Regions from separate parts of the Homo sapiens genome. Here all the other regions are linked to region 1. Evidence: read pairs that join two places in POLR2A ChIA-PET (ENCODE). Cell type or tissue: CD4-positive, alpha-beta T cell. All regions are shown on one strand. Each heading gives the region's core, and the rest is flanking DNA. Links, peaks and the distances in the headings are about the cores only. Region 1 overlaps FBLN7 (fibulin 7). Region 2 overlaps ZC3H8 (zinc finger CCCH-type containing 8). Region 3 holds the start of ZC3H8 (zinc finger CCCH-type containing 8).

What was found. ChIA-PET counts read pairs that join two places held together with the same protein. Peaks named below come from ENCODE experiments on the same cell type or tissue, not always from the same donor. Only the 100,000 strongest peaks of a DNase experiment are listed, where the experiment ranks them.
Region 2: POLR2A ChIA-PET joins it to region 1 with 16 read pairs; 8 of 35 experiments call an interaction of 5 or more read pairs at or near these places.
Region 3: POLR2A ChIA-PET joins it to region 1 with 45 read pairs; 9 of 35 experiments call an interaction of 5 or more read pairs at or near these places.

The regions. Positions count from the first base shown.
Region 1 is chr2:112,178,565-112,186,332 of GRCh38, forward strand. FBLN7 (fibulin 7) reads left to right here. Exons shown (of 8, transcript NM_153214.3): 5 at 3,175-3,312; 6 at 4,227-4,364; 7 at 6,637-6,775. Among named protein-coding and RNA genes, the nearest start is that of FBLN7, 44 kb to the left of the region's middle. In CD4-positive, alpha-beta T cell, for the core only: a CTCF peak has its summit at 3,207; DNase peaks (open chromatin) are centred at 3,237, 4,297 and 4,937; H3K4me3 peaks cover 2,720 bases; H3K27ac peaks cover 3,638 bases.
Region 2 is chr2:112,238,844-112,246,611 of GRCh38, forward strand. The region is part of intron 2 of ZC3H8 (zinc finger CCCH-type containing 8); the gene reads right to left. It also overlaps a transcript of FBLN7 not described here. Among named protein-coding and RNA genes, the nearest start is that of ZC3H8, 12 kb to the right of the region's middle. In CD4-positive, alpha-beta T cell, for the core only: no CTCF peak of the experiment used is centred there; no DNase peak of the experiment used is centred there.
Region 3 is chr2:112,251,548-112,259,315 of GRCh38, forward strand. It overlaps ZC3H8 (zinc finger CCCH-type containing 8), which reads right to left and starts at 3,495. Exons shown (of 9, transcript NM_032494.3): 1 at 3,361-3,495. The coding sequence starts at 3,434. RefSeq lists a silencer at 3,468-3,677 and a cis regulatory region at 5,228-5,479. In CD4-positive, alpha-beta T cell, for the core only: no CTCF peak of the experiment used is centred there; a DNase peak (open chromatin) is centred at 3,584; H3K4me3 peaks cover 1,489 bases; H3K27ac peaks cover 807 bases.

The DNA of each region.
Region 1 (7,768 bases), core at 1,135-6,134:
GCCAATATCCTTGATGAACATTGATACAAAAATCCTCAACAAAATACTTGCAAACCAAATCCAGCAGCACATGAAAAAGCGAATCCACCATGATCAAGTAGGCTTCCTCCCCGGGATACAAGGTTGATTCAACATATAAAAATCAATAAATGTGATTCATCACATAAACAGAACTAAAAGCAAAACTACATGATTATCTCAATATATGCAAAAAGGCTTTTGATGAAATTCAACATCTCTTCATGTTAAAAACTCTCAACAAACTAGGTATTGAAGGAACAGACCTCAAAATAATAAGAGCCATCTATGACAAACTCACAGCCAACATTGTACGGAATGGGCATTCTCCTTGAAAACTGGCATAAGACAGGGATGCCCTTTCTCATCACTTCTATTCAACGTAGTATTGGAAGTCCTGGCGAGAGCAACAGGCGAGAGAAAGAAATAAAGCGCATCCAAATAGGAAGAGAGGAAATCAAACTATCTCTGTTTGCAGATGACATGATTCTATATCTAGAAAATCCCAAAGTCTCGGCCCAAAAGTTCCTTCAACTGATAAACAACTTCAGCAAAGTTGCAGGATACAAAATCAATGTAGAAAAATCACTAGCATTCCTATATACCAACAACAACCAAACTGAGAGCCAAATCAGAAAGACAATCCTATTCACAATTTGCCACACACACACAAATAAAATACCTAGGAATACAGCTAACCAGGGAGGTGAAAGATCTCTATAATGAGAATTACAAAACATGGCTCAAAAAAATCAGAGAAGACACAGACAAATGAAAAAACATTCCATGCTTATGGATACAAAGAATCAATATCATTAAAATGGCTACACTGCCCAAAACAACTTACAGATTCAATGCTATTCCTATCAAACTACCAAAGACATTCTTCACAGAACTAGAAAAAAATTACTTTAACATGCATATGGAACCCAAAAAGATCCTGAATACCCAAGGCAATCCTAAGCAAAAAGAACAAAGCTAAAGGAATCACATTACCCAACTTCAAACTATACCACAAGGCTACAGTGACCAAAACAGCATGGTACTGGTACAAAAACAGGCACGTAGACCAATGGAACGGAATAGAGAGCACAGAAATAAGGCCACACATCTATGACCATCTGATCTTTGACCAAGCTGACAAAAACAAGAATGGGGAAAAGACTCCTATTCAATAAATGGTGCTGGGATAACTGGCTAGCCATATGCAGAAGACTGAAACTGAACCACTTCTTACACCACAGACAAAAATCAACTCAAGATGGATTAAAGAGTTAGATGTAAAATCCAAAACTACAAAAACCCTGGAAGACAACGTAGGCAATACCATCCTGACAGAGGAATGGACAAAGATTTCATGACAAAGATACCAAAAGCAATTACAACAAAAGCAAAAATTGACAAACGGATTCTAATTAAACTTAAGAGCTTCTGCATAGCAAAAGAAAGTATCAAAGGAGTAAACAGACAACCTACAGAATGGGAGAAAATATTTGCAAACTATGCATCTGACAAAGGTCTAATATCCAGCGTCTATAAGGAACTTAAATTTACAAGAGAAAAACAAACAACCCCATTAAAAAGTGGGCAACGTACATGAACAGAAACTTCTCAAAAGAAAACCTACAACAGGCCAACAAGCATATGGAAAAAAAAGCTCCATATCACTGATGATTAAAGAAATGCAAATCAAAACTATCTGGTATGAGATACTATCTCACACCCCTCAGAATGGCTATTATTAAAAAGCCAAAAAGTAACCGATCCTGGAGAGGTTGTGGAGAAAAGGAAACCCTTATACACTGTTGGTGGGAGTGTAAATTAGTTCAACCATTGTGGAAAGCAGTATGGTGATTCCTCAAAGAGCTAAAAGCAGAACTACCACTTGACCCAGCAATCCTATTACTGGGTATATACCCAGAGCAACACAAAACATTCTACCATAAAGACACATGCACTCGAATATTTGTTGCAGCACTGTTCACAATAGCAAAGACATGGAACCAACCTAAATGCTCGTCAATAACAGACTGGATAAAGAAAATGCGGTACATGGGGCTGGGCGTGGTGGCTCACGCCTGTAATTCCAGCACTTTGGGAGGCCGAGGTGGGCAGATCACGAAGTCAGGAGATCAAGACCATCCTGGCTAACATGGTGAAACCCCGTCTCTACTAAAAAAATACAAAAAAATTTGCCCGGTGTGGTGGCGGGCGCCTGTAGTCCCAGCTACTTAGGAGGCTGAGGCAGGAGAATGGCATGAACCCGGGAGGCAGAGCTCGCAGTGAGCGGAGATCGTGCCACTGCACTCCAGCCTGGGCGACAGAGTGAGACTCTGTCTCAAAAAAAAAAAAAAAAAAAAAAACGAAAGAAAAAAAAGAAAAGAAAATGTGGGACATATACACCATGGAATATTACGCAGCCACAAAAAAGAATGAGATCATGTCTTTTGTGGAAACATGGATGGAGCTGGAGGCTACCATCCTTGGCAAACTAACATAGGAACAGAAAACCAAATACGGCATGTTCTCACTTATAACTGGGAGTTAATTGATAACAACTTATGAACACAAAGAAGGAAACAACAGACACTGGGTCTACTTGAGGGGTTGGGGAGGAGGGAGAGGAGCAGAAAAGGTAACTATTGGGTACTGGGCTTAATACCTGGGTGATGTGTACAATAACCCCCTGTGACACGTGTTTATCTATGTAACAAACCTTCACATGTTGAAGGTCTTCAAACCTAAAATTAAAAATAATAAAATAAAGAATACACACACACACACAAAGAAACAAAAAATAGTGGCCCATGGTTTTAAACTCTAGTGATCACCGTTAGAATTTTGGGGTGTTCAAGTCTTTTTAAGTGAAGACGTGGATTTGCCCCAGCTGTCCTTCTCGGGGTGCGGCTTGGTGGCCTGCATTTTCCTGCACCATTCTATTCCAGGGCGCTTCCTTTCCCGCGCCCCCTTCGCGTAGGCCCTGGACGGGTCGTCTGGGTCTGTGGTTGATTACTTGTCTCTCCTTTCCCTACTCCAGAGTAAGCCCTTTGAGAAGGGGCCGTGCCTCCGTCTTGGTTCTGCTCCCGGCCCCTACCCAAGGTCGGGCCCACGGCAGGTGCGCCAGGGCCCGGCACTGAGCGTGTCTTCTCCCCGCAGCCGCCCCCGAGGGCAGCGTGGCCGGCGACTCCGCCTTCAGCCGCGCGCCGCGCTGTGCGCAGGTGGAGCGGGCTCAGCACTGCAGCTGCGAGGCCGGATTCCACCTGAGCGGCGCCGCCGGCGACAGCGTCTGCCAGGGTAGGCGCGGGCTCCGCCAGGACACTGGGGACAGCACGGGGAGGACATGGGGCGGGGAAGGGGCTCTCACCCACCGCCCTCCTGCCGGCACGGGTGGCTTCCTGCGCGCGGTCTCAGAAGGCCTGGCCACTTTGCATTATAGGTAAGTGTTGACCTAGTGATGGCTAGAAGGCAGCTAATTCACAGAAATCAGAGCTCGCCCCGCCTCAGAACCTGGTCCAGCCTATGCCCAAGCCACACGCGCTTGGTTCAGGAGAGCCTTGAGACCCTCCATCCCCTCCGCCCTGGCTGGAATCACGTCTACGGGTGGCAAGGAGGAGCTTAAATCGCCGTGTTGGTAGAGCGGGCCCGGAGCTGGGTAGGGGTGTGGGACTCATTCCTTGGTCCCCTCTGGGCTTAGCTTTCCTGACGGCTCAGTTTTGCTGTGCTCTCCTGATTACCAGAGTTCTCTCCCCAAACAACGCAAAGCAGGAGTTCAAAGCTGAGATCTGGTCAGTTGGTGCTAATAGCCTCATTTTACAGCACAGAAAGGAGGATTCCCAAAGATAAAGAGAGTTAACATGGGGCTGTTAACCCATCCCTACTTTCTGGGAATAGGCTTGATTTGCCAGCCTCTGCAGGGTCTCCCCAGGTGTCTTCAGCCTAAGACAGTGATGCCTTTCTAGGGCCTAGCACTTCAGCTCCCTCTCACTCCTCCTTTTAGCCCTCTGGGCCCTCGGCTTAGGAGAAAGGGAAGCACACCTGCTCCTCTTGTGAGTGCTCTGCTGGGGGTAGGGCATGGCGGCTGCCCGAGGCCCAGCCACTTAACTGCAGCTGCCACTGCCTCCAGGAATTGAAGCATGATTGTTCTGGGTCACAGCTGGCAACACTTGCTGCATGGCTCCTAAAGTCACAGTGAGCACTTCTGTCTGCAGACGTGAACGAGTGTGAGCTCTACGGGCAGGAGGGGCGCCCCCGGCTCTGCATGCACGCCTGCGTGAACACCCCGGGCTCTTACCGTTGCACCTGCCCCGGTGGATACCGAACTCTGGCTGACGGGAAGAGCTGTGAGGGTGAGTGAGGCTACAGAGTGTCGTCTGCACCCAGCCACCTGCTGCTGTGCTGAACCCCCAGGACCTCACAGTCGGGAGTGAGGTGGTTAGGAGAGTCACAGTTTCAGATACATTGGATTTTTAAAAAGCCACCAACCAAAGGGCTTCTCAAAGGTCAGGCCACATTATCATCTACATAAATAGGAAAATGAGTTCCTTAAACATCTTGGCAACTAGTCTTTTCCGACTTTATTTGAGTAAATGGGTTTTTTGTTTTCTTCAAGGTCTGGTCAATTCTACCCACTCAACAATTCCTTCAGCTAGGGCTGGGCCTAAAGGCAGAGTGGCCAGGTGGTCACCCATGTCATGTAATCTGGAGGAACCCATGAGACTCCATGACCCTGTGTCCACCTGTAAGTCCACCTCTGAAAGGGGCAGCACCTTACAGGCACTTATGTCTTAGTGAGGTCGGGCGCTACAGCACCAGCCTTGTCTGATGGTAGCTGAGGACAACAAGGGAGGCGGAGCACCCAGGGAGGGACAAGAGTCGGGGGCATCACTACCCCTGGCTTGTGAGGTACAGGAAGTGAGGGGGCTTATCAGAGCCTGAAAGATTGTGGCTCTGATCAAGGACACAGCCTCCATCAGAACCACATCCAGGCAGGTCAGGACTCCTCAGGCTGGGTCACTGTCATTTGCCAACCCCAGCTAAAAACCAGTCAGCCTCTCAGGTGCAGAGAGTGGGTTGGGGGGCAGCGGCGCAGATGGAAAATAACTGGCTCAGGTTTCACCCCAGTGCTGAATCCTGTCCATCAGCAGTGGTTTCCTGGAGGGCCGGGTTGAGGTTTCTGAGGCTGATTCCTGGCAGAGTGGGAAAGAACATCTTAAGTTGACAAGGAATGTCTGCAGCAGGGATGGGAGGCACCTAAGAGATTAGGAAGGATGTGTGCAGAGTGGGTTGGTTGTAGAACAGAGAGGCTGAGAACCCTCGCAACAGTCACCATCATCACTACAGGACAAGTCCCAGGGACACTGGGTGCCTAACAGGAAGCCTCCTGTGTTTCCCCACCTCCACTTAGGGAAAATACAGATGTCAGTTGATGTAGACATGCTGAATCTCCACATGAGCTGAGTCAGAGCACACATCTCAGGCCTGAAGCCCAAGTGGGATCATCCTGACCCTTGGCCCTTAAACCACCATGCTGCAGTGGGCCTTTCGGGGGGCTGGTTCTGCTCCTGCAGGCATACCTCACACTAGGAGGGTGGACAGGCCCACCTCCCCAGCTGGACTTCCCCCATGGAAACAGGACACAGAGGGGAGCCCCGCTGGCTCCAGATAACAGCTCTGACCCACCAAGGGAGAACGGGAGAAGAGAGGGCAGAGGGCTCCTCCATGGGCTGACGTGGGAATGTGAGGGGAGAGGTGGCTCCCCGGTGACATCCCATTGGGGCCCCGCTGCAGGGCTCTGAGGAGTGGGTGACCTGGGGCTGGAGCAGGAGAAGGCATCCAGATAGCCACCCACACTCCCTCCCTCCCACAGTGCTCACGAAGGCCCACCTGGGGTTGCTTGGGGTTGGGAGGGACGGCCTCCAGCTGGGGAGACTCTCTGGATGTCTGCAAAGGGAGCAGAGAACTCATACAAATCATGATATTGAGGTGTCTGCACTCGCATGGGGTGAGGCTGGCAGGGAAGACTTTCTAGAAGATTCTAATTTAAAAAAAGTGTGTGTATATATAGTATATATAGGTATATGGTATATATATGCTGTATATGGTGTATATATGGTATATATATGAATATGGTATATGTATATATATGTATATGGTATATATATATACACACACCATATATACCATATATACGTATATATGGTGTGTGTATATATATACCATATATACATATATATATATACCATATACATATATATACACACACACATATATATATATGAAGAATAACAGCCATGGAGGGTAATGGGGCACTTGGGCTGAGAAGCAGACAGGTCTAAGAGAAGCATTGTGACCAGTAACACTCACCTGGTGCTTTCCACCATCCTTGCCACCTGTCATACCCCAGGGAAAGAGGACAGGATCCCAGGGAGGGGCACTCCCTGGCATTTCCTCAGGGCCCTGATTCCACACAGTTAAGGAAGGCAGGCTTTCTGCTTTAAGAATAAGTGCCAGGAGCAGGGAGCACCACATTACAGGACCTGCAGGGCCTCTCATGTGGTTCTGTCTGCAATGGAGGGAAGGTCAGGGCGATTCTCACCTGTTGTATGTCCTGTATCTCAGATGTGGATGAATGTGTGGGCCTGCAGCCGGTGTGCCCCCAGGGGACCACATGCATCAACACCGGTGGAAGCTTCCAGTGTGTCAGCCCTGAGTGCCCCGAGGGCAGCGGCAATGTGAGCTACGTGAAGACGTCTCCATTGTGAGTATCTCCAGGGGAGGCACACCCTCACCCAGGCCTCCAAGTGTGGCTGGGCTGGATGCTTCCTAGAGGTTCTTGGGAGAAGGTACAGTTATACCATAGAAAGATGAGAGGCAGGAGGCTGGGAGGCTGGTGTCTCTGAATTTCCATTTCCGCTTAGTGGTTGCATTTAATGCGTTGCTGCTCTGGAGAAATAAGAACCCCATTCCCCATGGGAGTAATATACTAAGTGCACCCCCACTACATAGAGGTTGATGGGGTTGCTGCCACCCCAGGATGGCAAAGCCAGGGCAGGCACTGAAGGGAAGAAGCTGTTGGTGACATTACCCTGATAAACCCATAGCAGCCCAGGAGACAGGTATAGATCACATGGATTTGGGAGGTGACAGCATTCACATAGCCAGGAACTATAGACTCCCTTGAGTTACACTGCATATCCCGTGCACCCTGCATTATATCACTCTGCTTTTCCAATAGTACTAGAAGGTTCTACATCTAGTAACTGCAACTCTTAAACAGCAAGTAGAGCTTTTTTTTTTTTTTTTAAAGTTGGGAGATGGGCCTTTAAGGGGAATGACTACAACTATCACAAAGCACATACATTTTCCTCTCAAAAAGAGATCACAAGAGCCCTAGCGTTGTCTTTAAAATGAAGTAACAGCCATGGAGGGTAACTTAATTATTTGAATTGCTGTTGAGTTAAAGCAGATTAGAAGCAGCAAGAAACTTAGTGGCACTGAAGCATGGCAGTTTTTAGAGAGAGTGAAGACATCAGAACCTTCCTCATGAAGTCACTCGGTGAAGGGATAGGGAACGGGTCTATGACGGCCTCTGGGGCATTCGACCAACAGCTGGATGTGACAGTTGACTGCATAATCATGATGCTACAGAATCGCCAAATATACTAGATTGCATTTGTCTTTTAACAACATAGAGAAATATCGAAAGCATTTCCACAAGACCCTCTTTCCAAATGATTAAGGAAAACAGGGC
Region 2 (7,768 bases), core at 1,596-6,595, 61 kb after region 1:
AATTATTTGATATGAGAGGATTACAGTATTACAGTTCACACATTACATTTCTGCCTTTGCATTGACAGTACTTTTAAATGTCTTCAATAATTTATCATTTTGTAAAACACCCCAAGTAAACTGTAATGGTCCATATGAAAACCCACTTACACTTAAGATACATCTAAGCTACCAAAGTCTAGTCTTTCTCCTATAACTCACAGAAGTGGTAGCAGCAATGATGACAAGGAATAAAGAACTACCCTATTCTCTGTAATCAAGTTAACTTTACTTGCAGAAAGAGTTTCCTAACTCTGTTGTTGCACGTGCCCAAGGCAAGGGTGAAGAACCCAGGCATGGGAGCTAATCCTAGAGGAGCCCAGGCTGATGACAGCAATGACTTAAAGCAATTTCTGCATAAAAATTTTCAGGTATTGGTTACATGTGTTTCTACACTTGGTGACACAGGTATATTAAACTGTATCATTATAATTAGTATGTATGACACATTTTAATCAGAAAGTTTATTTTTAAAAAATGACCAAGTATCAAAGGGCTCCTATTCTGATGTCACGAAGAAATGGCATGCCTATCATTACAGTGGATAATGATTTTGTTTCAAAGCATACTTTGGGGCCTGGTCTCTTATTTGCTTTCACATGATAACTAAGAAGCAAACTCAAAACAAACAGACAAAAAACAAAACAGAAGAATCGCTATTATAAAATATATTAGGTGGCCCAATTTAACAGTTTACTTTTTTTTTTTTTTTTTTTTTTTTTGATGGATTCTCACTCTATTGCCCAGGCTGGAGTGCAGTGGCACGATCTTGGCTCACTGCAACCTCTGCCTCCCAGGCTCAAGCGATTCCCTTGCCTCAGCCTCCCGAGTAGCTGGGACTACAGGCATGCACCACCATGCTCAGCTAATTTTTGTATTTTTGATAGAGACAGGGTTTCACCCTATTGGCCAGGCTGGTCCTGAACTGCTGACCTCAAGTGATCCGCCTGCCTCGGCCTCCCAAAGTGCTAGGATTACAGCCATGAGCCACCATGCCCGGCAACAGTTTACTTCTGATGGTTAACTTCAAAGTTAGGAGTTGTTCCACCAGAGGATTGATTATAAGCCTAGAAAATGAACTTGCTCCCTGCTTAAAGAATCCAAACAAGCTGAGGAAGTTTCTTGATCTGACAATGGCCTCAATTATACCTTATCTTCCCTACACCAGACAAGACTATCAACCAATTATCTTCAGGCCACCAAACTTCTTGTCTCTAGGTCTTCAAGAAAGAGTGCCTTTTCCCCATTAACACCATAGAATAAACTTGTAAATGTAACTTCTGGACTGATAGATCAGGGGTTGGCAAATTTTCAGCTTCACCACCTGTTTCTGTAAATACAGTTTTACTGTAACACCAATTACATCCATTCATTTACATATTGTCTTAGTTGTGACAGAGACAACATGGCCTACAAAGGTGAAAAGATTCACTAACTGATCCTTTATGAAAAGGTTGGCCGACTCCTGTGATAGATTATGTTTACCTTGGTTTTGGCCTTTAATTTTATTTAGTAGGCATGGGGGAACCAAAAAGATTATTCAGTATGCAGCAGCTCCTATGAAGTTTAGCTTAATCAAATACATAGAGGTGAGATTTTCTTCAGTGCATCTGAATCAAAATATTAAAATGATCCAAATGAGTGATTAAGTTCCCTCTGTCTGCACAAAACACATAGGCCTACAGTATTGAAGCAGACTCCTTTTACGACAAGTAATAATACGTTGGACTTACATTAAATGAAGACATGAAACAATCTGGCAACATTAATAAAGCCAGGACAATCATCAATTTTGCTGTTTTATTATACAGTAGGGATAAATATTACTAATGATTCTTTTCAGAGGGCATTGAAATATATAAAATACAAATAATTGAATACTTTTCTTCACTTAGCTAGCTATAAACTCATTGCTTCAGTTTGTTGTTTTTTGTATAATTTAAAAAGCATACGAACATGATTACATCCCCTTTCTCCTTTTGTAAGAGTCTAAATAACTTTTTTTATTCAAGATGGTTTACTGAACTAGTATGGCCTCCAGAAACCTCCAAAATTAAAGTACAGGTAACAGTGTGTGTGTGTGTGTGTGTGTGTGTGTGTGTGCGCGTGTGTATGTGTGTTGTGTTTTGTGTGTGTGTGTGTGTGTGTATGGGAGGCATGAAGTGCATTCATCAGGAATTAAGAGTCAAATTTCTGATAGACAAAAAGGAAGTTATGCTCTAAAGGGTGGGCTTAGGTACAGTGTGAGAAATGGGGCTATAAATGAGAATGAATTAAAATTCTACAAAAAACAGACAAAGCTGTTACAACAAATTCTCTCTGCCCTCTCCCTCTCCAGAACACAACCACCCAGGTACTTTCCCTAGGAAAAAAAGAGAAGGCTGTTATCCAAAGAAATGGAATAGAATGTCTGGTAAAAGCTAAGATGTGGGTACTACGACCACCCACATGGAGGTACTAAATCTTCCATGGGCTGGCATTTGGGAGCAACCCCTACTAGAAAAATACTCCATCCTACTCACCATAAAGCAGGGGTTCTCACCCTGCTGTCCAGAGACCCCCCCCTCAAGGGCCTATGGATTGAATTCAGAAAATTCAGTGAACTTGAATTCAGAAAATTCAGTGAACTTGAATGAGAAGAAAACCACATATTATTTTCATCAACCTCCAAATTGACATTTGGTATTTGAACAAAGGAAGTATGTTCAAATATGTTATTCCGTTTTGAACATAGGAAACAAAATATAGCAGTATCAGCAGTGCCTGTGACTGTCACTAACACAAATCACAGATATTTTCATGTATCACATTATAGTTGTTGCAGATCTCAAAATACCTTTTATGTTCATGACCACTGCAAAATTAGAATCAGACTAACTGCTCTGCTAGGTCTTAATATTCAGTGTATTAATAAAGAACATATTACTCTATAGCATTTGTTTTTAATATTTTGATAAACTGTATTTCAATCAAATCAATTTCCTTTGTAATCAAACATTTTATTTTATACACTTAAAAAACTTGAAAAGGGGTCCATAGGCTTCACCAGACTGCTAAAGGGGGTGCATGGCACAAAGTGGACTGAGAATTGTTACACTGCTGGAAAACCTCCTATCCACACAGCCTACTCACTCACCACCCAGTCAGGCTTCCTATTTAGAGAAAAGGCCTTTAGAGACACAGACTTACCAACACATCAGCAGAGGACATCTATTAACTCTCTGGGCCTTTCTTAAATGAATGGACAACAAAGGAATACAAAAGCATGTGACAAAAATCTAGAGCTGGAGTCAGTGAACTACAACCCAAGGGCAAAATCCGCTCTGCCACCTGTGTTTGTAAGCACCCACAAGCTAAGAATGAACTTTACATATTTTTTCATGGTTGAAACAAAAGAAATCAAAAGAATATTTCATGACACTTGAAAACTATATAAAATTTAAATTTCAGAGTCCATAAATACAATTTTATTGGAACATAGGCATACTCATTCATTTATATATTATATGGCCTGCTTCTTTGCTACAACAGCAGAGCTGAGTAGCTGCAAGAGACCTTCATGGCATTCTCATCACTTCGTAGAGATGCTCAGTTATAAATTGACAACATTTTGAGTGCTTCATTGAGTACCTCATGCTATTTAATTTTTTTTCCAGAGCATACTTACCACATCAAAACACAAAAAGCAAACTTCAAATGTCAAGTATTTAAAGGCGCAGTGAATTGTGGATTATTATACTGTCAAGTCAGACGGCAAATCACTGTGGTTATTATGTAACAATACTACAGTAGTGCTAAAAGAAAACAATGTATGTTGACATTACAGTATTAAGCATTCACCACAATATTCCCAACTCACAAGAGAGTAACAGAAAAATTAGAAAATTTTACTCCAGCTCTCTTCTGATTAAAATTATTCTTTTTTAAAATTAGACAATTTAAAATAAATGATCACATCCACAGATCTTTCCAAAAATAAAACAAAAACAAGACTATAATCAAAGTAAGTTTCATTTGTAGCCAAAGAAAGCTTATAATGAGTTAATTAAATCATGATTGATTACAGCAAAGAAATCTGTCCAGAGAAAATAAAGTTCTTAAGACAAGTGGCCTTTTGGCAAGAACAGCTGCTCAAAGATATGAGGAAACTGGAGCTTCATCAGACAATTTAAAACCAGGTAAATACTTTCCAGTGGTTTTCCTTGGCTTTTAATGAGTTCACAGGTGTTACTGACACTGCTTGGTATCACTGTGCTGTTCAAAGTTAAAATAGGAACAAGATCTCCATACCTACATTAATTTGCAGCAGATATATTTTGCACACTCAAACAGTTCCAGAAGTGTTTTTTCAGACTTTAAGTGCTTCAAAATCCATTTAACTATGCAACTGAGGAGCTTCCGCCTAACCTTTGATTGGCAGTGACTCATCTGCAATGTAGTAACATGCTAAAAGACAAATCTAAGAGAAGAATCGAACAAAGTTCCATAAATGTCTTCCAGGCAATGTATATGCTCAATTAAGATCATATTCTGGTGAACTGATATCAGTATTGGGCAATATCCATCTGTAGCGAAAAGACATTTTCAGAGATGAAATAAAGTCTTATTATATATCAGCTTAACAGATGAATCTTTGCAATCAATTTTGATAAGGAACAGTAACTTTGAACCCCAATTAAGCAAATAATTACCTCACAAAGAAGAATCCCATTCTTCTCATTAGAATCGTATTAAAAAACAATTATTATTATGTACTGAAGTCTATCAGTCAAAGGCTGTGTTGTGGAAACTTGTTTTCTCTCCTTCATTATATAAATACGTACATAACATCCTCAATTTTGCTTCTTGCCTTAAAAACCTAAAATATTTATTGTCTTGTCCTTTATAGAAAATGCTTACTGATCCCTGATCTCCAGAACATAACAAAAAAGCAAGAAAATAACTGAAAAACAGATCCAGAAGAAGCAACTATCATTTGAGAAAAAGAACTCGAAAATTTAAAAATACACAAAGATATTAAAAAATATATTCAAAAACAATGTTAGAAAGCTATCAAAACAAGAATAAGATCTTAGTTAAATTGTAATTTATGAAATAATGATAAATAGAAACAGAGGAAATATCTTGGGATATAAAGAAAAAAGATAAAAAATAAGAGATATGTCTCATATAAAAGGATATGAATAAATAATCTCACCACAATAGCACTAAGCAGAATGAATGAAAAAAGATTCACAATCGCATAGAATTAAGAATGCCAAGAATGAAGAGAAGAGCCTTAAAGCTTCCAGAGAAAACAGGATACTTACAAAGATATTAGAATGAAATTGGTAAATTTCACCTTTGTAACACTGGATAGTAGAAGACAATGGAGCAGTAACCTCAAACTTAATTCTATTTCAGCCAAACTATCAACAATGAGGTAAATTCAAGATATTTTCAGAAATGTTAACAAGAACTCAAAAATCTGTCTTCCATGCATCCCTACATATGGGTGTATGCCAACCAATGAGAAACCAACAGCTAGAAAATGATACTTAAAAAAAATTATTCACAATAGTTTCATTAAACACTTAGCAATAAATATAACAAAAGGTATATAAGATGTGAGATATCTACAAAGAAAGTTATAGGCATACCTTATTTGATGTCCTTCATTTTACTGTGTGTCACAAATAACACATTTCTTTTACAGATTGAAGGTCTGTGGCAACCCTGCATCAAACAAGTCTATTGGCACCATTTTTTGAAAAGCATGTGTTCACTCTGTGTCTCTGTGTCACATTTTGGTAATTCTCGCAATACATCTGTTATAGCGATCTGTGATCAGTGGTCTTTGACGTTACTATTGTAATTTTTGAGGGGGTGCCATGAACCATGCCCACATAAGATGGCGAACTTAATCGATAAATGTTGCATGTGTTCTGACTGCTCCACCAACCAGCCATTCTCCTGTCTCTCTCCCTCCCTCTCCCCTCAGGCTTCCCTATTCCCTGAGACACTAAGATACTGAAATTAGACTAATTAATAACCCTACAATGGCTTCTAAGTGTTCAAGGGAAAGGAAGAATCATATGTCTCTACTGAAATCAAAAGCTAGAAATGATTAAGCTTAGTGAGGAAGGCATGTCAAAAGTCAAGACAAGCTGAAAGCTAGGCCTCGTAAGCCAAATAGCCAACTTGTGAATGCAAAGGGAAGGTTCCTGAAGGAAAGTAAAAGTGCTACTCCAGTGAACACACTAATGATATGAACACAAAACAGCCTTATTGCTGATACAGAGAAATTGTATTGGTCTGGATAGAAGATCAAACCAGTCATAACATTCCCTTAAGCCAAAGCCTAATCCAGGGCAAGGCCCTAACTCTCTTCAATTCTATGAAGGTGGAAAAAGGTGAGGAAGCTGCAGAAGGAAAGTCTGAAGTTAGCAGAGGTTGGTTCTTGAGGTTTATGGATAGACGATGTCTCCATCACATAAAAAGTGCATGACAGGCCAGGCGCGGTGGCTCACGCTTATAATCCCAGCACTTTGGGAGGCCGAGGCGGGCAGATCACTTGAGGCCAGGGGTTCAAGACCAGCCTAGCCAACATAGTGAAACCCCGTCTCTACTAAAAATACAAAAATTAACTGGGTGTGATGGTGCACACCCGTAGTCCCAGCTACTCAGGAGGCTGAAGCAGGAGAATCGCTTGAACCCAGGAGGCAGACGATGCAGTGAGCCAAGGTAATGCCAATGCACTCCAGCCTGGGTGACAGAGCAAGACTCCATCTCAAAAAGCAATGTGCATGATGAAGCAACAAGTGCTGATGTAAAAGCTGCAAATTATCCAGAAGATCTAGCTAAGATCATTGATGAAGGTGGCCACACTAAACAACAGATTTTCAATGTAAATGAAACAGCCTTATGTTGGAAAAAGATGCCACTTGGGACTTTCATAACTAGAGAGAAGTCAATACCTCACTTCAAAGAATACCCTGACTTCACCACTACAATCTATGCATGTAACAAAATTGCACTTGCACCCCGTAAATTTATACAAATAAAATACTTTAAAAGGCTTCAAAAAGATAGGCTAACTCTTGTTAGGAGCTAATGCAGCTGGTGACTTTAAGTTGAAACCAATGCTCATTTACCAGTCTGAAAATTCTAGGGCCCTTAAGAATTATGCTAAATATACTCTGCCTGTGCTCTATATATGGAGCAACAGAGCCCAGATGGCAGTATATCTGTTTACAGCATGGTTTACTGACTATTTTAAGCCCACTGTTGAGACCTACTGCTCAGAAAAAATATCCTTTTCAAAATACTACTGCTCATTGACAATGCACCCAGTCACCCAAGAGCTCTGATGGAGATGAATGTTTTCATGTCCACAAACACAACAACCATTCTGCAGCTTATGGATCACGGAATAATTGACTTTCAAGTCTTATTTAAGAAATAAATACAAAATACACTTTTTAAGGTTATAGTAGCCATAGAAAGTGATTTCTCTGATGGATCTGGGCAGAGTAAATTGAAAACCTAGAAAGGATTCACCATTTTAGCTGACATTAAGAACATTCGTGATTCATGGCAGAAGGTCAAATATCAACAATAACAGGAGTTTGAAAGAAGGTGATTGCAACCCTCAGGGATGACTTTGAGGAGTTCAAGACTTCAGTAGACGAAGTAATTGCAGGTGTGGTGGAAAAGCAAGAGAACTAGAATTAGAAGTGGAGAATGAAGA
Region 3 (7,768 bases), core at 1,004-6,003, 73 kb after region 1:
GCATCAGCCAACACTTGAATGATGCTTACTCTGTGCCAGATGCTGCTCCATACACGTAACACTTACCACAAACAACAGTGTTATGACATACATACTAAAAGCCCATTTTACGGATGAGAAAACAATCACAGAAAGGATATGTAACTTGTCACAGAGCTAATACATGGTGGAGCTGAGATCTGAGCCCCAGCAGGCAGGCAAAGCTCCCAAGTATGTGCCCTACAATCACACTGTTATTCAACACTGCCCATTCTAAATAGATGTCTACTTTCACTGTGAAGGTCTACAATACTCAGCACCCATATTAGACCTATGAGCAGGATAGGACAGAGGTGACCACCTCTTCTCTGTAAAACATGTTCTTTACTTAGCTTCAGAGATAGTGGGCTCTTCTAGTTTCTTCTTTCCACAGCTACTACTTCTCAGTCTCCTTTGTTGGTTCCTTATCTTCACAACTTTCAAAGTCAGTTCTCACCTCTTCTCTTCTTTGTCTATATTCTCATCTATATTCTCATTCCAGGCTATCCCTTTCTATATCATCACTATGAATATCATCTGTATGTAGTTGATTTCAATATCCAAGTCTCTAACCCAAACCCCTCTTCTTAAATCCAAACAGAGCTAACTTCCTAGTCAACATAACCACCTGAACATCTACTAGACATATGTAATCTTAAAACATCCAACACTGAACTCTTGCTCTTCTCTCTGAAGCCTAATCCTTCTTGCTATCTAAAACGGCAACACCATCCCTCTCAAGATCCCTACCAAAACCTTAAAGTCAATCTTGATTCCTCTCTCACATCCCCATCCAATCTCTGAGGAAATCCAGTTTATTCTATCTTCAACATACCCACGTTTGACCACTTCTTGCCACTAATACAACAATCCAAGCTGCTCTGGCACCCCTACATTCTACTCTCAACACAACTAGAATGACCCTGCTAAAATATTTCAAATGTCACTCTGCTGAAAAACCCTCCAATGGTCTCTTGTCTCATTCAGAGTAAAAGCCAAAGTCCTTATTTCGGCACCTACCAGTTCCTCCATGATTGGGCTCCCCTAACCCTACCCCAGTACCTCGCAGACTTCCAAGTCCCTCTTACTCCACCCCAGCTGTCCTGGCCACTTTGCTCCCCTAACCCAATCACACCAAGCTCACTCCGTCTGAGGACCTTTATACAGACTCCTCTCCACCCCTCTGGACTATGAAACCCCCTCACCTCCTTCAGGTCCCTACACAGATTTTTAAAACTTACCAATGTTATCAGTGAGGCTTTCCTTATCTACCTTCTTAAAATATCTACACCTCCCAGCCGGGCGCGGTGGCTCACGCCTGTAATCCCAGCACTTTGGGAGGCCAAGGCGGGCAGATCACAAGGTCAGGAGATCGAGACCATCCTGTCTAACATGGTGAAACCCCGTCTCTACTAAAAATACGTCGGGCGTGGTGGCAGGCGCCTGTAGTCCCAGCTACTCGGGAGGCTGAGGCAGGAGAATGGTGTGAACCCGGAAGGCAGAGCTTGCAGTGAGCCGAGATCGCGCCACTGCACCCCAGCCTGGGCGACAGAGCCAGACTCTGCTCAAAAAAATAAAAAAAAAACCCACAAAACTACTCCCTCCCTACCATCCCACCAGTGCTTATTTTCCCCTTACCCTTCATTCATTTTCTCAGGGCATTTAGTACCACCTAAAATATGATATATTTATGTATGTCTCCCCCTTCCCCTAATAATGTAAATTCATTAGTACAGAAATTTTCATCTCTTCTTCATTTACTACTATATCCCCAAGGCCGTAGCAGGTGCTCAATACGATTTTTTGAATGAATGAGAAGTATTCCCATCACAAATTACTCGGAAAAAAAACCAGAAACCATATGAGAAAAGACTGATTCATCTGACTGCATAAAACCAAACCACAACATCCCCATTCCTTTTTACATTGAAAAATAATGCCATAGGCAAAGACAAATGACAATTGGGAGTAAAGTATTCGCAGATAAGAGATCCTAGAATGTGAAAAAGACCAAAAAGGAGAAAAATGGGCAAATAATATGGACAGCTCACCATACTTCCATACCATCCTTCACCCATCATTTTGGCAAAATTCCAAGTGTCTTTTATGTATTGCAGTCAAGTTTTGGGGAATGGAGCTTGTGTCCAACACACTTTGAAACTGATAGCTGCTGTTCGGATTTTTAAATGTTGCTATTATCTTTTTTTTGTGTGATGAATTCTTATGTATTTTATAACATATCAATTAGTACCAGTTATTTTTCTTAGTAAATTATATCATCTGCAAGTAATTAGTGTATCTGTCTCTTTCCAATATTTATAGGGCTTATTTTAAAATTTTAGTCATTTTGCATGAGAAGCTTGGTGATAAAATCATGGATCCTGGACATAGCTCTTCCACTTACACTGTGCAATCTCGGCAGGTTATTTAGCCTCTCCGTGCCTCAGTTTTCCCATCTGTAAAACGAGGACGGCATCATCTTCTCTTTAAGTTTGTTTTGAGGATTAAGTGATTTATTTCATGTAAAGCACAAGGTAAAGCTCTGGATGATCAGTTAAGGTAAAATTTGAGATAGAGTGAACAGCTGACCAATATCGAATGGTAAAATCAATCACAACTGGAAATATATCTCAGTTGAGGGAAATAAAAGACGTAGGTTTAAGAACAAAGATGGTGGTTTTTAGCATTTCAAATCACTAGACACTGCTCCAAAAATATAATCTACAAATTAGGGCCATCTGACCAAGAGTCTCACTTGCTTTTCCAACCTAATGGAAATATTAAGTCCAAATGACGTCTGTTGCTTTATTGTGGTCTTTAGGGTCTTTCCATGCAAATCAGTGGACTAATGGCAGAGTATTGCCTATTCTTTACCTTTCAATAAACTTGTGGTTTCATCCTTTCTACAGAAAAGAACCTAGGAGGTGTCAGTGAAAAAGGTCACATCAGTGTCCTCTGGGAGTTTACGGTCTCGTGGAAACAGGCAACAACGGTAAAGACAGACGCTACGGGACCACAGAGGCGGGCTCCTCACCCGCTGCTGTGCAGAGAAAGGGGCGCATCCCGGAGCCTTCTCGCCTCCACCCCGCTCCCCCGCCCAGGCTCTCGACAGCCCCGGCCCTGACGGCCTAAGCCTGAGCCCCGCGTTCAGCTTCTGCTCCCACCCGGACCCCGCACGACCTCTATAGGTCAGACGGTGGCGCCCGGCCGGCCCACGTGCTCCCCACGGGCCCTCGCGACGCGGCCCGGACGTGGCCCCGGACTGCCTCCAATCCAGAAGAAACTAAGAGGCGGAGTCCCGCTGAGCCCCTGCATTCAAAAGATGAAAAGATATGGGATCACCTTTCGTCAGAGTCCGTGGCCGTTTTGCCGAGGGCCGGGTTGGGGGGTTTTGAGAAAAGATTCTCAAAATCCATGACCCAGACAGGTCCTCCCTTTCGCGAGCCGGGAAGCTACAGAGTAACAACCCGAGAGAGTGACAACCCGGACGCGACGAGACGGACCCAGAGCCGCGCCAGGGCCACAGGCTCCGCCCCGCGCAGCCTCACCTGCCCCGCGCATGCGCTGCACCGCCCTCCGCGACTCTGGGCAGGCCGGGTCTCTCCCTGCCTCCTTCGCCTCGGCTCTGCGCAGGCGCCGCCGTGGTTGCCCTTCTGTAAGCTTTTTCGTCCTTTACCTCAGATAGTAGAATTTTGTTTATTTTATTTATTTATTTGTTTGTTTGTTTGTTTATTTAAAGACAGAGTCAAGCTCTGTCGTCCAGGCTGGACTGCAGTGGCGTGATCTCGGCTCACTGCAACCTCCGCCTCCCGGGTTCAAGCAAGTCTCCTGCTTCAGCCTCCTGAGTAGCTGGGACTACAGGTGTCTGCCACCACGCCCAGCTAATTTTTGTATTTTTAGTAGAGACGGGATTTCACCATGTTGGCCAGGATGGTCTCGATCTCTTGATCTCGTGATCCGCCCGCCCCAGCCTTCCAAAGTGCTGGGATTACAGGCGTGAGCCACCGCGCCCGGCCCCAGCCCAGAATTTTTAAAATTAGTTGTTAGGATTCTGCTTTCACCTTGGTGAAAACTCTTCCATCAAAATCACAGTATTTCTAAGGGATGGTAGTAACAGCTAACATTTATCTGAGCACTCCACTACTATTCCTTAGAAATAGCGTTTCACATGTTAGCTAACTTAATCCTCACAACAGCCCTGTAAAAGATGTTCTATTACCATTCACAGTTTTGAAATGAATAAACAGATGTGTAGTCAGGTAATGTAACTTGTAGGGTCTCTACAATTGAATGGGAATTAAAATGAATACACAAGTAACCTCAAGACAGAAAAGTCCGTTAAAAAGTACCAAATACTAAGAGAATTCAGAAGAGGGAAAAAATTGCATCCAGTTGGGAAGGCTTCTTGAGAAGGGAGTATTTGAGCTGGGTCTTGAGATATTTCCATAGGAAAAGAGGAAGTGGGCATTCCAAGTAGAGAGAATTGTATGAAGGCAGGAAAATAGAGCATGCTGTTGCAGAACAGGAAATTGCTCAGTTTTGCTCAATGTAATGCCATTTAAGGGACCTGTAGAAAGGAAGGCTCAAACCCTAGGTTGGGCCAGTGATAGAGAACCTGACTTGCTTCTGTAAGTGAAGGGAGTGTTTGATTCTTGGCATGAATCAGGATCCCTTTACCGATTAGTGAAGGGAACTATTTGAAGCCAGACATCTTCCCCAGGGAAATTCTACTTTCCCATGTTGTTTATATTGTAGGCCATCACCTATGGAACATGAATCATTACTAAAAATTCAGAGAAAAAATTGAATTAAGGAGATAAAAACTAGAATTACCCCCTCTTTAGCAGGAAGCATTATTATAGAACCCAAATTGTTACCATACACACTTTTTTATATAAAATATCCAACATACAGCAAAAGATAACCAGACACAAATGAAAATTAGATTGGTAGGTAAAAAGCAGCTAAAACATCTGACCTGCAAAGGCATCAGACACTAGCATTTTCAGACAAAGACTATATAAAAGGCTACATATGTTTGTGTTAGATTGATGCCAAAAAAGGCCCCAATTTCTCCAACCTTTCCTGTATCCATGTCCTTTGCAATGTGACTTTGCAGCTCCTCCCATAAAGAGGTAGGATCTATTTCACCTCCTCTTTAATCTGAGTTGATTTTGCCTGATAGAATGACTTGTCTTAGCTAGTAGAATGCAGAAGTGGCCTGCCAATACCAAGCCAAGGCCCCAAGAGGCTTTGTATGTGTCTGCTGTCTCTTATATGCCTGCCTTCTTCAGGACAATAAACTCAGGCTACCCTGCTGACGATAAGGGAGAGGCATGTAGAAGATAAGGCTAATGGAGGACAGCGAAAACACCCAGTCAACAGCTAGCAAAACCCTAAAAGCAAAGCCTCCTAGGCAACATACAGCTGAGCACACACATGATGGAGTCCTGCAGAGAACCAAAGACTCTCAGATGATCCCAGTCCAAATTACTAACCCACATAAATAAATGGTCCTTGTTTTAAGCCACTAAGTTTTTAAGTAGTTTACTACATAGTAATATCTAACTAATAAAAAAGAAACTATAAAAAGTGTCATAGAGAAATTGGGGAGAAGTAACCAAGTAGAACTTCTAGAAATAAAAAATATAATACTGAAATTTTTAAAAATCAGTGGATGGGGCTGGGCGTGGTGGCTCACACCTGTAATCCCAGCACTTTGGGAGGCCAAGGCCGGTGGATCACAAGGTCAAGAGATAGAGACCATCCTGCCAAAATGGTGAAACCCTGTCTCTAATAAAAATACAAAAATTAGCTGGGCGGGTTGGCGCACGCCTGTAGTCCCAGCTACTCAGGAGTCTGAGGCAGGAGAATCGCTTGAACCCGGGAGGCGGAGGTTGCAGTGAGCTGAAATTGCGCCACTGCACTCCAGCCTGGGAGACAGAGTGAGACTCCATCTCAAAAAAAAAAAAAAAAAATCAGTGGATGGTGTGGTCATATTAAAATGTGTTCAAAAATTCCTTAACACTTCTCCCTGCAAAAGTTGGAGATTTAGTCCCCTCTTCTTTAATGTGGATAGGATTTACTTATTTATTTCTAACAAATACAATGTGGCAAAAGTGATGATGCATGATTTCTGAGGTCATAAGAAGACATTGTAGTTTCTGCCTTATTCTCTTGAATCATCTGCATGAAGGGAAGTCAGTCACCATGTCATGAATCACTCAGGCAGCCTGTGGAGAGCCAGCCATGTGGGTGAGGTACCTTGGAAACAGATCTCCCAGCACTAAGCAAGCCAGAAGACATCTCGACAGCAATCCCGTGAGAAACTGTGGGACAGAACCACCCAGCTAAGCAGCTCGCAGATTCGTGACCCACAGAGGATATAAGAAGATCAATGTTGGGCCAGGTGTGGTGGCTCACGCCTGTAATCCCAGCACTTTGGGAGTCTGAGGCAGGTGGATCACCTCAAGTCAGGAGGTTGAGACCAGCCTGGCCAACATGGTGAAACCCCGTCTCTACTAAAAATACAAAATTAGCTGGGTGTGGTGGCGCATGCCTGTAGTCCCAGTTACTTGGGAGGCTGAGGCACGAGAATCGCTTGAACCCAGGAGGCGGAGTTTGCAGTAAGCCGAGATCGCGCCATTGCACTCCAGCCTGGGCAAGAAGAGCAAAACTTCATCTCAAAAAATAATAATAATAATAAAGAAGATCAATGTTTGTTTTTTTAACCACAAAGTTTTAGGCCAATTTGCTGTCCTCTATAGCAATAGAAAAGTGAAATTCCCTATTATTATAAAGCAGATGGCCTAAACATAAAATTATCATATGACCCAGCAATTCCACTCCTAGGTATATACCCAAAGGAATTGAAAACAGGGACTGAAACATATATTTGTACATTCATGTTAATTGCAGCATTATTCACAATAGCCAAAAGGTAGAAACAAACCGAGTGTCCATCCACTGATTAATGGATAAAATGTGATATACACATAGGATATTATTTATCCATAAAAAGGAATGATGCTCTGATACATGCTGTCAGAACTGAATTTTGTATACTAGCTGAACTTTGAAAACTGTATGCTAAGTTAAATAAGCCAGGCACAAAAGGACAAATATTGTATGATTCCACTTACGTGAAATATCTACAATAGGGAATTGTATAGAGACAGACAGTAGATTAGAGGTTACCAGGGACTGAGAGAGGGTGAAACGGAATTGTTGCTTAAAAGTGACAGAATTTCTGCTTGAGGTGATGGGAAAGTTTGGAAATACATAATGGTGATGGTTGCACAACAATGTGAATGTAACTAATGCCAATGAATTATATGCTTAAAAATGGCTGGTCAGACACAGTTGCTCACTCCTGTAATCCCAGCACTTTGGGAGGCCAAGGCAGGTGGATCATCTGAGGTCAGGAGTTTGAGACCAGCCTGACCAACATGGTGAAACCCCGTCTCTACTAACAATCCAAAAATTAGCCAGGCGTGGTGGCGGGCACCTGTAATCCCAGCTACTCGGGAGGCTGAGGCAGGAGAATCGCTGAAACCCGAGAGGCAGAGGTTGTAGTGAGCCGAGATGGTGCCATTGCGCTCCAGCCTGGGCAACAGAGTGAGACTCCGTCTCAAAAAAAAAAAAAAGTTGAAATGGCAAATTTTATATTTCTTTTACCAAAATAAAATAAAGCAGTTGGCATGTTAAAATGGTGAAATGGCCTGTGATAACTCAGCTCCAGTATGAGCTA